Linked DNA regions of Homo sapiens: region 2 is linked to region 1. A link is a loop called in an ENCODE intact Hi-C map of the cell type or tissue named here. Cell type or tissue: B cell. All regions are shown on one strand.

Region 1 (5,000 bases):
GGAATTCTGAGAAAACGGCAGTGACAGCGTTATTTTTTAATGTTGCCAAATCACTCATCAAAACAGACAGATTAATGAGAGTAACAGGGCCAAAAATTAAATAAATAACTTCCACAACTAAACTGGCATGTTATCTCAACAAACCCCAAATATGAGTTGGGTGGGGTATGGGCAGGGCATGACCCATATAAATACTATATGGGTATGCATAAAGAAAAGGGAAGTAATGAGGTATCTGACATATTTGAAAACGGGAAAACATGAAAATAGCCAAAGCTACACACTAGAAATCGTGACAGGCCAATTTTAGAACAGCAGCTGAAAACGTGAGATGTTTTGTGAGTAAGGTGTGCAGAAATGAAAGCAGTGTAGGCCCTATCTATGATGTCCCAAAACTAACTATTCAAATCTCTCTTCCTGGACAAAGTGCTACAGTGAGGAGAAAATCAGGAACAAAATACAAATTGACCAGGACATAGAAAAAGAAATTTGTTAGTCAGGTAGGGCTGCCATAACAAAATACCACAGACTGAGTGGCTGAAATAACATTACTTTCTCACAGTTCTGAAAGCTAGAAATCCAAGATCAAAGTGCCAGAAAATTTGGTTTCTGGTGACTGCACTCTTCCTGGTTTACAAACAGCCATCTTCTCGCTGTGTCTTCACATTCCTCCTTGTGTTTATGAAGGGAGAGGGATCTCTACTGTCTCTTCCTCTTCTAAGGACCCAGTCCTGTTGGAGTAAGGCCCACCCTATGACCTCACTTAACCCTCATTATCTTCTTATAGTCCCCATCTTCAAATCAGCCACATTGAAAATTAAGGCTTCAACATATGAATTTGGAGAAAGGAGGAGACAAAATTCAGTCCATTACCAGGTAGCAAAGAAAATAGAGGTTCTATGTAAAAGTGGAGAGATGTATTATACAAAGACAAGAAACCTCTAGAGGTACAGAATCACATTTTTTAACACTTCATAAGCATAACATAATACAATTTCACAGTGATAAAGTTGAAATGGCTGTCCTGACCCATCCCCTTCCTTCTAAAATTTAGGAAGTAAAAATAAAAAACAGAAAGTAATTGTGGCTGAATCCCAAACAATATCACCACAATTAAAAGATAATAAAGAACAAGATAACAATTTTACAAGAAGAAAAAAACACCACAAAGGCATGTCTGTGAAACAGACAACAAGTGTAAACTAACACTTCAAAATCAGCCAAAGGAAATTAAGAAAATAATACAAAATATGAAAATAAATATATAAATCAGAATTAAAAATAAATAAGGAATGATATCTGGTTTCAGGTCCAATATACAAAGAGCTTCAAAGTCATCACTCACACTCACACACAAAAAAATAATGAACAAACTAAAAATCAATGACTTTTCTTAGATTCATCAGAGAATTGAGGTCACAAGGCAAAATGCCAAACCAAAATCTGGAAAGGCATGTGAATACAGAGAATCAAGCTGAGATCAGATTACCTGAAGCAGAAGCTGCATGAGTCAGTAATTGACAGAAACAGTTAAATAGTTATTTTTATGAATTGCTGGAGGAAGAATGTGGATTAGCATGAGAGATAAAAACACTTGGGAGCTAGTTTTAGGGGGACTTCCACACTTGAGGGAGGTTTACTTCCAGAAACACAACTATGTTCTCATGGCTAAAATCAGAGAAAAATCCTGTCCTGTTTCTAGTAGGAGAAAGGAAAATGTAACCACTTAGAAATATACCCAGAGTATTTTCCATAACAAAGGACTGCCTTCCAGGGGAAACTACTTTACCAGAACCTTGCCTACCTGTAGAAAAGTCAATTGGCTAGCTCAAATCCTCTCTAGCCTTCCAGTCTCTCATAAAGGGAGGAGGCAGAAAGGCCAAGAAGTATTTCTGAAGGTCAGAGCCCAATCACTCAGTCTCGCTAAGTAACAGAGATTAAATCGTAAGGTTGTAGAATACTTTCTGCCTCCACCAATTTGCCACTATATTGATAGGGTTCCAGTATGACAGCAGATTCCAACTGAAAGACCTGTAGGACACAGACTCTATTTAAGAAGTTCTTAGGCAAACCCAAAGACAATAGAGGAGAAAATAAAATGAGAAAACAAGAAATACCTACTCTTCTGGCACCTATAGTTATAGCAAACAGGAAGTATAGCTCAACTCCTAGCAATATCCATATAAAATCAAAACCTAATTACCTGTTTCTATCATTTCCAGCTTTCAAAACAAAAAAAAAGGCACATAACACATAGTCTAAAGAGAACAGAAAAACATTAGAACCAGACTTAGATTTGACATCGATTTTGGAATTATCACAGAATTTAAACTGTGATTAACATAATATGAGCTCTGATGGAAAAAGTAGACAACACTCAAGGAGGAATGTAGAGTGTAAGCAGAACTTCACATTAAAAAGAACAGTTAAAGGTGCTACAAATAAAAAACACTGTAACAATAATGAAGAATGTTTTGCTGGACTCACCAGTAGACTGGAAATAGTAAAGGAAGGAATAACTGAGCTTGAAAATAATATCAAGAGAAGTTCAAAATTAAATGTAAAGGAAAAATAATTTGTTTAATAGAACATAACATTCAAGAACTCTGGGACAATTACAAAAATGTAACACACATATGATTGGAATATGACAAAGAAAAGAAAATGAGAAGTAAGCAAAAGAAATATTTCAAGCAATATGGCAGATATTTACTATTATAGTTGGTGTCCTCAATACAGTTTTGATAAATCTAATATGCAGAAAATCAGTAAGAATACAGTTGATCTTCACAGCACCATCAATCAACTGGACCCAACAGCAGAATATATTAATAAATCATTAAACACACCAAGACACAACATATTCTGGGCCATAAAAAAGTCTTTTAAATTTTTAAGGAATAAAAATAATGCAACCACGCTCTCATACCACAATGTTAAACTAGAAAACAGTAACAGAAACAGGAAAAATCACAAAATATTTGGATATTCTTAATAACACATTCTGAATAACACATTCAGCAAAAAAGTTTCAAAAAAAGTTTTTAAATATTTTGAACTAAATGAAATAAAACATCAAAAAATGTGATATCCAGTGGAAGCAGTGCTTCAAGGTAAATCTACAGCATTGAAGGTATATGCTACCAAAGAAGATAGATCTAAATCAATAATCTAAACTTATACCTTAAGAAACTAAAGAAAGAAGAGCAACATAAACCTAAAGCAAGCAGAAGAAAAGAAAGAAATCAAGCAGAAATCAATGAAATTTAAAACAGAAAATTAATATTTAAAAAATCAACCAAATCAAAAACTGGCATTTTGAAAAGATGAATAAAATCTATAAACCTCTAGCCAGACAAACCAAGAAAAATAAGACACAAATTACTGAAATATAAAATGAAAGAGGGACATCACCACTGGTTTCATGGACATTAAAAGAATAATAAAGGATATTATGAAAAACTCTGTACCCACACATTTTGATAACTTAGATGAAACAGACTAACTTTTTGAAAGATACAAACTAACCAAACTCATAAAGGAGAAATAGGTCTTCTGAATAATCCTGTATCTGTGAAATAAATTAAGTCAATATTAATAAACCTGTAAAATTAAGTCACCAGGACCAGATAACATCACGGTGAATTCTACCAAATATTTGAGAAAGAAATGACAAAAATTCTCTAGAATTGTTTCTAGAAAATAGAAGCAGAAAGATTACCTTCTAACCCACTATATGAGGCCATCATTATCAAAATACCAAAACCAGATAAAGATATTACAAGGACAGTAACAAGACAATATCTCTCATAAAAATAGATGTAAAAATCATCAACAATTTATTTATCCAGTGTATCACTGATGGGCATTTAGGTTGGTTCCCAGTCTTTGCTCTTGTAAACAGTGCTGCAATAAACATATGTGTGCATATGCCTTCATAATAGAATGATTTAAAAGGGAGGGAGAGCATTGGGTCAAACACCTAATGCATGTAGGGCTTAAAACCTAGATGATGGGTTGATGGGTGCAGCAAACCACCATGGCCCCAAGCCACCACCCAGCCTGGGGAGGAACAGTTAAAACCAAGGTCTCCTAAGCACATTTAGGACAATACCCATCCCCATGCTACAGACAGCTGTGAAACTGGGGACTAGCCTACCTAACCCATCACAGCTATCAACAACACCAACACAAACCACTTGGATCCCAGTGGGTTGCTCTACCATCACTACTGCCATTACCCACATTATACCAGCTGCCAAGGGGCCTGAGAACCTTCCCATATACCCGGCTCACTGCTCTCAATACTAGCTTCTAAGCAAAACACCCAAAGGCCCAAGAAATGGCTCTCCAGGACCCACTAACACTGGTGCCAGCATAATTTCTTCTGGCTACCAAAAACAGGCACATTCAGCTGCTACCACCATGGCCCAAAGAATGGTTCGGTTGGTGTCCAAGTCCCCAAAAAACCTTCAGCACAGCCTCAATTAATAACCATAACCTAAGCCATCAAGGAGATCACAAACACCACTGACCCTGTGTACTGCCAAAGAAGACATACAAAAATCACACTACCACAGATACCCAAAGTCAAAGCCAAAGTGTCATACTAAACCAACAACAGTTACACATCTTCAGGAAAAAACTCTTCCCTACAGAGGCAATTTCACAAAATTGGAACAAGCATCTACTTCAACAGATGCACAGATATCAATGGAAGGACACAGAAAATGTGAACAAGCAAGAAAATGACATCACAAAAGAATCACAATTGTCCAACAATAGATCCCAATCAAAAAGAATTCCTCAAAATACTAGAAAAAAAATTAAGATATTGATTTTTTAAAACCTCAATGAAATGCGATAGAAATCTGCAAACCAATACAAAGAAATCAGAAAATCAATTTAGTAAATGAATGAGAAATTTACCAAGAAGATAGATATCTTGAAAAAAAAATAATAAATGGCTGGGCACAATGACTCATACCTGTAATTCCAGG
Region 2 (5,000 bases), 92 kb before region 1:
TGGAAGAGAGGAGCAAATTCTTAGCAAATAATTGCTGAGTTGTCAACACTTGACTATGCTCTAAGGCCTATAGCTGCATTTTAGAATTGAACTCCCATAAAGTGCAGTCTTTTTCCTCCTAATTTAAAAACATCTATTTAGTTTTGGGATCACTAACGAAGTTATAATGTACTTTTCTATCAGTTTGTACCTAGACATAACCAGTTTTAATCACAGAAACAAATACCTAAATACCAGAGGTACAAGAGCACTTTCCCTAAAGAAATGCACAATCAAAGACAGAAAAAGAAAACAGAGTGTGAAATGCTACAACATGGTAAGTTCCATGTGTACCAGGGGAACCCTTAAGAGTACCCTAAGAGTGGTACTTATCATCTTCTTGTGAAAATCAGTTAACAATCTATAAAAGGAAGTAAATCTAAGTTGCCCTGAAGGAGAAAACTTAGCCCAGCAAGGAAGTATGGTAAAGGAGCTGTGAAACAAGGGAAACTGTGTGTACAAAGGGCCAGAAACAAGAGGGAGAGGCATATTCAGTGACCTGAAAATGTTTCATTATAAAGAAGATATGCATGAAAAAGCTGTAGAAATAACAAAGAGATAATGAAAGATCTTTGATGCCATGCTAAAAAGTTGGCATTTTTTTTTTGGTAAGTGATAACCCAAAGACAGTTTCTAAGACCGTGTTCTAAGACAGATTCTAACATTCATTTCTAAGAAATGTTTGACTCAATGAAGGAGGATGTCTGGTGTTTCAAAGTTAGAGAATTTTATCTTTAGGACTTCAAACTTAAATTTAACCACATTTAATTCACTGGTATTGCTAGTACTAAGCTATTACTGATAACATTTCAGTCGGTATACAATGAAGAACCTAGATGCAAGTAAGCCACACGGGACACAACTCAGAACATGTCCCTACGAGTAAGAGGTAGTCCTTCCAGAGAGAAAGAGAAAATTGATAAAAGGGAAGTGCTTAGATTCATCCCAGATAAAAAGGCATCAATATACATCCAGCCACCACAACAGAAATAGTTTTGTTCTTAAGTTATTTGTAGGTGATTAGTTGGAACCCATGAAGCACTTGCCCTTAGAATCATTGTGGCGAATAGTAGTTAGACCCTCTACTTCTTCCTCCCTTCCAACCAATAGGAGCCAGGAACTCTGTCTTCCCTGGTCTAGGGAAATACTTTATCAATGTAAACCAAAAATAAAAGTCTAAGGGCTCCCCTACCACATAAATGGACCCCTCCTCTCAGCTAAGAGCATTCCAAAGCTAACCTGAAAACTAGTTCAAGCCACGATGGGAAGAGGGGAGCCAGACATGCCTCATTATACCCTCCTCCCTTTTGGAATTACTGATAGAACATGACTGTTTAAGTCTGCTAAAAAATATTTATGATCTATTCTCTGAAGGCTGCTACCTGGAGGCTCAACTGCATGATGAAACTTTGGTATTCACAGCTGGGCGTGGTGGCTCACGCCTGTAATCCCAGCACTTTGGGAGGCTGAGACAGGCAGATCACGAGGTCAGGAGATTGAGACCATCCTGGCTAACACAGTGAAACCCATCTCTACTAAAAATACAAAAAAATTAGCCAGGCGTGGTGGCGGGCACCTGTAGTCCCAGCTTCTTGGGAGGCTGAGCCAGGAGAATGGTGTGAACCTGGGAGGCGAAGCTTGAAGTGAGCTGAGATCGCACCACAGCACTCCAGCCTGGGCAACAGAGCAAAACTCTGTTTCAAATTAAAAAACAACTTTGGTATCCACAATCCCTTATCATAACCCAGACACTCCTTTGTATTGATAAATAATTCTTTCAACCAATTGCCAATCAGAAAATCTTTGAATCTGCCTATGACATGGAAACCCCCACTTTCAGTTGTCCTGCCTTTCCAGACTGAACTAAGGTACATCTTACATGTTTTGCTTGGTGTTTGATGTCTCCTTAAAATGTATAAAACCAAGCTGTACCTGACCACCTTCAGCACATGTTCTCAGAATCTCCTGAGGACCATTGGTCACTCATATTTGGCTCAGAAGAAATCTCTTCAAATATTTTACAGTTTGGCTCTTTTTGTTGACATCAATAAAGATAGGAAGTAAGATAGATAAAGGGTATGAAGGAAACGAAAAGTTGATGACAGAACAAGCCCTCAAGGCAGAGTTGTCTGTGAGTGCCCAGAATATGTTTCCTGTGTAATTCTCAGGATGTTCCTCTTTCTCCGATTCTCTACCTTTTGCTTCTGACTATCTATGTTTACCCACCCAGGCCTGCTCTAATAACCAAAGTAGTCAGCCAGCCTTGTGTGCCTCTGTTGTTTGTGTGTGTGTGTGTATGTGTGTGTGTGTGTGTGTGTGTGATTTTCTCAGGGTTTTATTATTGTTGTGTTGTCCATCTACCTTCAGAGAATGAGTTAGGGCCAATTCAATAGACTAAGCTATAAAACCTCCACTGTTTCGTTCCAGGGGATTTTAAACTAAGGAGGAAAAGACTTGAGTTTTAAGGATGTAAGCAGAGGAAGAGTGAGTGTGAGAAACATAAAGCACTTCTTTTGTTTTCCTTCCTCTTTTTCTTTGTCATAACTAGTTTTTCTACCCAATTCCCTTTCATGAACCCTCACCTTGTGGTGAAATTAGAAAGTGGAACTATATATCCTGTGAAGGACAAAATAAGAAATTGTGATTACAAGCTGAGTGCAGTGGTTCATGCCTATAATACCAATACTTTGGGAGGCTGAGGCAGGAGGATTACTTGAAGCCAGGAGTTTGGAATAAGCTGGAGCAATAATGCAAGACCCTGTCTCTAGAAAAAATGTAAAATAACCCTGTGGTATGGTGGTGTGTACTTGCAGTCCCAGCTCCTTGGGAGGCTGAGGAGAAAGAATTGCTTGAGCCCAGGAGTTTGAGGCTGCAGTATACCATGATCGTGCCACTGCACTTCAGCCTGGGTGACAGAGGGAGACCCTGTCTCCAAAGGAAGGAAGGAAGGAAGGAAGGCAGGGAGGGAGGGAGGGAGGGAGGGGAGGGGGGAGGGGAGGGGAGTTGGGGGGAAGGAATTAGGACTACATTTTCATGGAGAGCAGAATTAGAGAACTGTGCAATTAAACACAGAAAGCCAAATAATTAAAAACAGCCTTAAATATTGAATAGTTTGCTTTAAATAATTATTTTAAACATATTTAATTTCAAAATCACTGTTTTTAAGACCATACACAATATAAAGATAAAAATCAAGATAAAAAAGTAATTAATGGTTTATAATTATATTTGTTATATTCCTTGTAGAATTACACTTTGTACTTTTATAGCTTTGGTCAACTTTTACTAACTGAAATATAAGCTGTTATTTTGGCCTACAATTTCCTCAATAGAAATGTCTTTTTAATGGGGAAAAGTATCTTCTTGTCTGACAAATGCACAATGCATAAAATATTAAAGATCTTAAAATCGCAAAGTGGTATGATCCCAGAGAGAGAACGTCTTTTTACACATGGTACCTCCCTGATCAAAACAGATATGTTCTGTTATCTCTGAAATCCAGGATAGGATTTAGTCTCCTTGACCTTAACCAACCTGTGCAATAAACCAACAATTATTTAAGTAATGTTTCCAATAGCAACAACATTTAACAATGAAGAAATAAAATTCCAGCTCTAATTAATAAAATGCAACTTCAATCTTGAACTATTAAATATTTTTTCTAAAAATCTCATGAATTCAGTAAAAAAGAAATTCTCTTAACCAAAATATTATTAGTATTAGTGAATCATAGCCAAAGGAGCATAAAGCTCTTTAAAAATAATTTTAATATTAAACATATTAATAATATGAAACATTTTAAAGATAAAACATTGATTTAAAAGATATAAATTATTAATCACAAATATCAGACATTAAAGGTATTAAGGAAAACTAAATGTTTTAAACAATGCCCTCCATTTGGAATCTGGTACAGTAAAATTAAATGTTTAAGAAGCAAATTGATATCCCTGAAAATTTGGAGTACAAATAAATAAAACATTAGTATTTTTATTTTTAACACCTTTCATACAATAATGAAGATTTGCTTTTCTTTTTTCTAAATTATGTATCTGTCTAATTTTTTTCTGAGAAAAAGTCATTAAGAACCAGAAGAACAAGAATAGATTCAACCATTCAATTCTTTGGTACTCTTCAAAGATGGGTAATAGTTGAAAATCATTATCCCTGGTCTCTATTTTGTTGTACTCCATACTATGTCTTCTCTGTTGATAAGCTGTTACAGGTCTTCAAAATGTTTACCATTTGACTTTGATGTCCACACCACATTTGTTGATTTAGAGGCTTTATTTGAGATATCACGAGTCCAGTTGCCCATCCCACTGTCGTGGTTCAAGTTATTACTCAGCTGCCATCATTGATAATTCCATTCCATCTCTGAACAGAGTATAGTATTCCTCTTAGGTTGGTGATGTTGAATAAGTATGTTTGTCACCACTTGTTTCAATCATTTTGCATTCCTGGAACTTTGACTGCCATATTTTATATGATATGGGCACATCAATAGCTGAATTTCTCTGTTTAATTAAATTGATCACCTCTGGCAATAGGTTATCAGAGCTCTATTAAACAAAATGATACTTTAAATGTTCTGCCTAGAGGGTTTTCATAGGTGTTAGAGGAATAAAATTAGCTCCACTGGTTAGGATGCTGCCAATAGTTACATTCACTTATTCTTTCTCAAAACCTGACACTTAAAAATGAAGAAGAAAGCCTGCTTCCTACCCATGAGGAGCTTGCAATCTGATTCTATGCTATTCATTAAACAGAATAATTTATGCGTGCTGTAAATTCAGCTGATAGAGGAGATTAGTTTGGGAAGACTGAATGCAATAGAGCTCTTCTATAATGCTTGAGGTAGGGAAGATACATTCGATTAACACTTATTTAATTCTAACTATGTGCCAAGAACTTTCACATATTTCATTAAAACATCTCTTTTTCACTGGGATAATTGTATT

Evidence for each region. Hi-C counts contacts between places; a loop is a spot of excess contacts. Peaks named below come from ENCODE experiments on the same cell type or tissue, not always from the same donor. Only the 100,000 strongest peaks of a DNase experiment are listed, where the experiment ranks them.
Region 2: a loop joins it to region 1, with 3 times the contacts of the local background. A loop is called at or near these places in 1 of 110 quality-filtered maps.

What each region holds. Positions count from the first base shown.
Region 1 is chr1:199,489,515-199,494,514 of GRCh38, forward strand. No RefSeq gene overlaps it. Among named protein-coding and RNA genes, the nearest start is that of LINC02789, 340 kb to the left of the region's middle. In B cell, no CTCF peak of the experiment used is centred here; no DNase peak of the experiment used is centred here; H3K27ac peaks cover 1,171 bases.
Region 2 is chr1:199,397,958-199,402,957 of GRCh38, forward strand. No RefSeq gene overlaps it. Among named protein-coding and RNA genes, the nearest start is that of LINC02789, 250 kb to the left of the region's middle. In B cell, CTCF peaks have their summits at 2,592 and 2,805; a DNase peak (open chromatin) is centred at 2,474; H3K4me3 peaks cover 673 bases; H3K27ac peaks cover 2,678 bases.